Linked DNA regions of Homo sapiens: region 1 is linked to region 2. Evidence: chromatin loops called from intact Hi-C (ENCODE). Cell type or tissue: gastrocnemius medialis. All regions are shown on one strand. Each heading gives the region's core, and the rest is flanking DNA. Links, peaks and the distances in the headings are about the cores only.

Evidence for each region. Peaks named below come from ENCODE experiments on the same cell type or tissue, not always from the same donor. Only the 100,000 strongest peaks of a DNase experiment are listed, where the experiment ranks them.
Region 1: a loop joins it to region 2, with 11 times the contacts of the local background. A loop is called at or near these places in 1 of 110 quality-filtered maps.

What each region holds. Positions count from the first base shown.
Region 1 is chr10:35,939,011-35,941,931 of GRCh38, forward strand. No RefSeq gene overlaps it. Among named protein-coding and RNA genes, the nearest start is that of LINC02630, 42 kb to the left of the region's middle. In gastrocnemius medialis, for the core only: no CTCF peak of the experiment used is centred there; a DNase peak (open chromatin) is centred at 1,789.
Region 2 is chr10:35,821,227-35,824,147 of GRCh38, forward strand. No RefSeq gene overlaps it. Among named protein-coding and RNA genes, the nearest start is that of PCAT5, 44 kb to the left of the region's middle. In gastrocnemius medialis, for the core only: a CTCF peak has its summit at 1,272; a DNase peak (open chromatin) is centred at 1,295.

The DNA.
Region 1 (2,921 bases), core at 312-2,811, 120 kb after region 2:
AAAGCCCTTGTAGTTTCTGTTCTTGCCTCCTTGAAACACTTTTTCCATCATGAAATAGAGTCCTGCTCAGCCTCCTGGAGCATGAGAGGCCACATGGAAGAGAGCTGAAGTGCCTTAGCCAACAGCCCCAGGTGACCACCAGGCAGGTGAGTGAGGCCACCTAAGATGAGCCCGTCACCAGCTGAGCTGCCACCTGACTGCAGGTGCACAAGGACACCCAGCCAATACCACATGAGCAGAGCCCAGCTGTCCCTGCCACACCCCACTCTCACTGCAAGGACCCAAAATCATAACCAGTTAAATGAGTGGAGATTTTGCACCACCGAGTTTTGGGATGGTTTGTTTTTTAATAAAGATAACTGGTACATGGGTTGGTAGGCATAGTAGTGGTATTTTGGAACAAGAATTACTGAACTGACAAGACATTTTCCACAACCTCCATGAGATAAGGGAGGCCCTGATGTTCTATAAGCCTTAGGCAGGATTGGCTTAGGGACTGAGTGGAGTTGAACCTGAAGCTGAGATCCAGATCTCACTCTTGGCAGCTCAGAGACACCAGGGGGAAACAGATTGGCTGGAAAGGAGAGTCAACAGTAAGCACCACTAAACTGCACAACCATGTTTTCAGTGATCACCTAGTGTGCTTGAGCATGTGCTGTGTGGACATGGATGCAGTCATTGTCAGATATGTAAAAACATAGCTGGAACTATAATGGAGTCTTACAATGTGATCTTGTCCTGAGAACTCCTGAAAAATTATATGCTTTTCAAAGTTGTCTTTTATTGTTAGTTTCTTTAGTAGTGTTGCTTTAAGCAGCTTCCTAATGCCACACAAATCCTGAATTGTGTATAGGGATAATTAGTAGGTATATAGCCTAGGTTCTCTTAAACAGAGTTCTTCTGAAACATCAGCCCCACGGTTCCACAGCTGACACAGACGAACTGGGGATGGACGCTTAAACACATCAGCACAATCCATAAAGGTGTGAGGGTGTTTGGCATAAAGGGCATCCTGGTTTTTGGGGCCTGCTCTTCTGCAGATGCAGTGCGATACTCCCCCGCACTTCATCCCCATGATGGCTTTTGTCTGTTATCATATCTCAGTGCATTTCAGAACTCAGCTTCTGTTGTCATTTTTTCACTCTCCTCTTTACAAGATTTCATTACATTTTCCATGTTTTAATCCAAACAGCCAATGCCAAAAAAAAAAAAAAAAAGGAGAGAAAGAAAGTACAGCTGTGGTGAGTCATTAAAGTGATTTTTCCAGCTGTTTAACTATTATGTCTGGCCCCACAGCAGCCTCTAAAAGACTAAGAAAATGTTCTGCTTAGACTTTCTAGGGCTGAAAGTTTACAGATCACCAATTTTTCTTATATTAACAAACCCTTGTTATCACCTCTTGGAGCAATGGAGCAGAGGAACACAGGGAGGAAACGAAGGATTAAAATGTTTTAGTGTAGTCATAAAAATCTCGAGCACTGGAGTCAACAGACCTGGGCTTCAATCAGGGATCAGCTGCTGATGAGCTCAAGACACTGAGCATGTGACTTAGCTTCTCTGCATCTGTGTCTTCTTCGGTGATATGAGGGTATTATCTCAGTTACAGAGTCACTGAGGAGAGTAAATTGACTGATGTAAAAACATTTACTTCAGCAGTAACTGCCGTGTAGCCCGGGCTCCAACCCGGCGGCTGCGATGATTTTGATAGTCTGGAGGCCTTGTCTGTGGCCCTGGCTCTTCCTTCCCTGGCGGGGCGTGAGCTTTGCATTGTGCTTCTCCCAGCAGTTGGGGTGTGGAGGAGGAGCGCACAGCAGGCTGCGGTGTTGTGCCAGATGGCCCAGGTGTATTGCTTTCATGAAATTTACAACACGGGATATTTACACCTGTCACAGCTGTCACTCACTACAGGCAGATCAGACAGTGCTCCCTGAGAGCTGAGCAGGAATCTGTCACAATCTAGCTGTGCAGAGATGCCAGGCTCTCTTCCCTGCCGCCTGGCAGAGTGGAGAGGATGCTTTTCCATCTTCCCCACTTGGCAGCTAACTCAGTGCAAGGAGAGTCCCGTTTTGTACTCTTGCTCCTGCATCCCCTAACACCCTTGGGAATTTAGGTATCTAGAGGGAGGGTGGTTCTACCTTTAAGAGATTGCTGGGTGTATAAGAAAATAACCTGGTGCAGCTGGAAGGGTCTGGGACTGGAGTCTGGCACTAGGCTTACAATGGTGTTGCTGGTTAGCAGTAGCTTCTTCTGCGTAAGAGTCACTGAACCTCTTCAGATGCCAGCTCCTTTTTGTTAGGAAAAATAGTATGCATTTTGAATAGGAATAATCTCTAAGAAACCTACTATGTCTATATACTTCTGACTTTTATATCAAGAAGGCGTCATCCCAGGTTGCTAAATGAAAACATTAGACACAGCAATAAAAAGAAAGGATTCATTGAGACACATTGACCCCTTGGCTTTACCTCATAATTATTTCCAAAGTTCTCATAATCATGGCTGCAATCGATCATGGGCTTTTGGTTCGCAATGTAAGGAACTGAGAGAAATCCAATACAATACCAGTTCTTAACAGAAGCATGAATCCTTTTTTCCGTGAGCATGAAGCAAAATGTCCATATGAAAATAAGAAATAAGTATAAATGGTACAAGGATACACATTCAGAAAAAGTTATAAGACTATTTAAATTAGTTGAATATTAACAAAAGGGAGACACATTTTGATTAATCTGAAAGTGAATAAACACAAATTTTATTTCTAATCATTGTCTTATCTCAGAAGAGGTAATGTTACGGAAATATATTATAAAAACCCAATGTTCTCAAGAGTTATTGACCAATCATAAAGTTATGGAGAAGTCCAAATAAGTTACTTAAATATTTGTATACTGTTGGGGATTTTGATTAGGAGAAAGGAGTTA
Region 2 (2,921 bases), core at 115-2,614:
CACAGGGACTTGGTGGTCATAAACGATGTGGAAATAAGTTTCTGGTGACCTAGTAGGTTAGATTCTTTGTGCCCTTTATTCCAAGGGATGTCTAATGATATCACTGAAGTTCAACAACCAGCAAAACTGTGCCCCAAAGAGATTAAGTATGCTCTGCTCCTGAAGACATGTCGAGACACGCCTGTGCAGATGTGTGACGAGCTGAGAGAATAAAACCTCTGCCCCCTTACCAGAGGTTCCCCTTTTCTTCATGACTTCATTTGTATATCATCTGTGATCTCAACTGGTGTGAAAAGACCCAGGAACTTGGGTTGTTGTTGATTCCACTCTCAGGCTCACAGAAGAGCTTTCTCCCTGGCTCTTCTCTTCTCACCCTCCCTCCCCCTGCTGAGAAGAGCTGTCACTATTTCAGTAACTACAAGCAACAGATCGTTTTAGACTTTAATCCATAAATAAACATTTCTTCCTTTGAACTTCATTAAATTTGGATGTGCTTTCATTTTGACACAATCTGGCATCCCTATCATTTAGACATATAAAACTATAAAACTAGCAATTAATTTTGGTCTTTAGGAGTACTGGTGGTCTAGAAACAGTGAGTCTATGCCAAGAAAAGCAAATGAAAACCTCAAACATGTAGACATAACACTTAAATCATAAAATCACAAAGCATTATGCTCAGTAGCTACAGGAGATTATCTTTGAATTGTTCCTGGTGGTGTCTGTCACATTTCTCAGCTTGTTTAAAGAATTTTGAAGATGGGAATTCTGTTTCCTTAAACATTATTCATCTGACTACAATAATTGTCTGATGAAAACCTAAAAATTAAGTCATGATTTGATTGATTATGAAGATATTGATGGCATTTACCAGCAAATATCCTTTCATTAATTGCAAATATATTCAAGATCTGAGTGCTTATTGGATGCAAAGCACTGTGCTAGATACTGGAAGGAGGGGATGTCGTTTTTTTCTTTCAAAGAGCATATGAACTCATGAAGATGACACTTAACAAAAAGCAATTATCTCTTGACTCTAAAAGCCAGACACCTAGACACGGTGTGACTTCCAAAGCCAGGTCATAAAAGGCATCTCAGCTTTGGCCTTGGTGTTTTTTTGGATTCCTCACTCTGGAGTGGGAGGGGAAAGGAGGTAGCCAGCCAGCCTTCTGCTCAGAGAACTCTCCAGCAGCCCTCTGGGGAGGCCCACGTGGGAAGCACAGAGGCTCCTGCCAACAGCCAGCACTGACTTGCCAGCCAGCGGGGTGTGTGAGCTACCTCGGAAGCGGCTCCTCCAGCCCTAGTGGCGTCTCCAGGTCCCTGCGGCCCTGGCTGACATCTGTTGCAACCTCAAGAGTCACTGGGCCAGAACCACCACCAGACAAGCAGCTCCTGAGCTCCCGACACACAGACGCTGGGAGAGGTCATGAGTGATTATGTTTGTTCTCAGCAGCCCAGTTTGGGGGCGATTTGTTACACAATAGATAAGGAATACACTGACAACCCAGCATGTGTCAGATGCTGTGCTGGGGATTCAAGAGGATGAGGCAGATCGGCAACATCTGTGACCTCCCAGAACTTATAACTGATCAAGGAGGTAATCAGCTATGAATAAATACAATGAGGCCGTACATAAGATTTTGACCAATAGTTAAGCCTGGATATGAGACATTTCCAATGAGCTGCAGTTATAATCTACAGGAGTCGGGAGATGATGAAGATGACCACTTGACTTGGGGAGTTGGGAAGCATCCTCTGGGAGGAGAGAGGTCAAGTGGGCTTTGAAGGGGGTATATGATGTGGATGGGCGAAACACAAAAGGAAGGGTGTTCCCGAAAAGGAAGAAAAACAATCAAAGGCATCAAGGTGGGCATTGCCACCCCTGCTTGGGGTGTGGCAAGAGAATCTGTTGGGACACAATGACAGTGGGGCGTGAAAAAGCATCAGGTCATGAACTTGAAGACAGAGTTGGCTGCCTGCCTGAGGTCAGACTTGATCCCTAGGCAACAGAAATCATCAGAGATTTTTGAGTTGATTTGTGGCATTTTAAATAAGAATTTAAAATGGGTTTATGATTTCCATTAGTGTTTATTGACCACCTACTAACGAGTCTACCACTCTATGAGGTATTGAGGGGTGACCAAGTTAATAACAAGCTTCCCCTGCCCTCAGGGAATGTATAGTCACACTAGGGACAAAAAACATACACAAACGAACAACAGAGAGCATTATATCATAAAATAAGAAGGCAGCAGTTAGTCATTTAGATGATCAATGTAGTCGATAATAATAGCAAAGGCTTATATTGTGCTTGCTGGGTACCAAGGACTATTCCAAGTCTTTACATATGTTAATTCAATTAATACAGCACCTACATGAAGTAGGCTATCTCTGCGACTAGAGATGAGTAGGTTAGTATCTCTATCTTACAGATGAGGAAACAGGGACACAGAGAGTTTAAGTAACTGCAACAACCAGTCAGTAAATGAAAGGTGTAAACCCACACAGTCTGGCTCTGGAGGCTATGGTGATCCACCATGTTATGCTGCTTCTCAGATAATCGTTTAGACTTCCCAAGGCCTTGAATAAATCAACTCTTTTCATCCTCATTCACTTGCTTAATTTGTACTCAATATATTATTAATTGTTAGTTATGATCTAGCGTAAGGATGCAGACATAGCGTCAACATTGCTGAACTTTGGTTTCACTGCCTGGTGCTGATAAAATGCTACTGTAGGCCGGGCATGGTGGTTCATGCCTGTAATCCCAGCACTTTGGGAGGCTTAGGCAGGAGGATTCCTTGAGCTCAGGAGTTTTAGACCAGCCTGGGCAACACAGTGAGACCCTGTCTCTACAAAAAATTAAAAAATTAGCCAGGTGTGGTGGTGCATGTCTACAGTCCCAGGTACTCAGGAAGCTG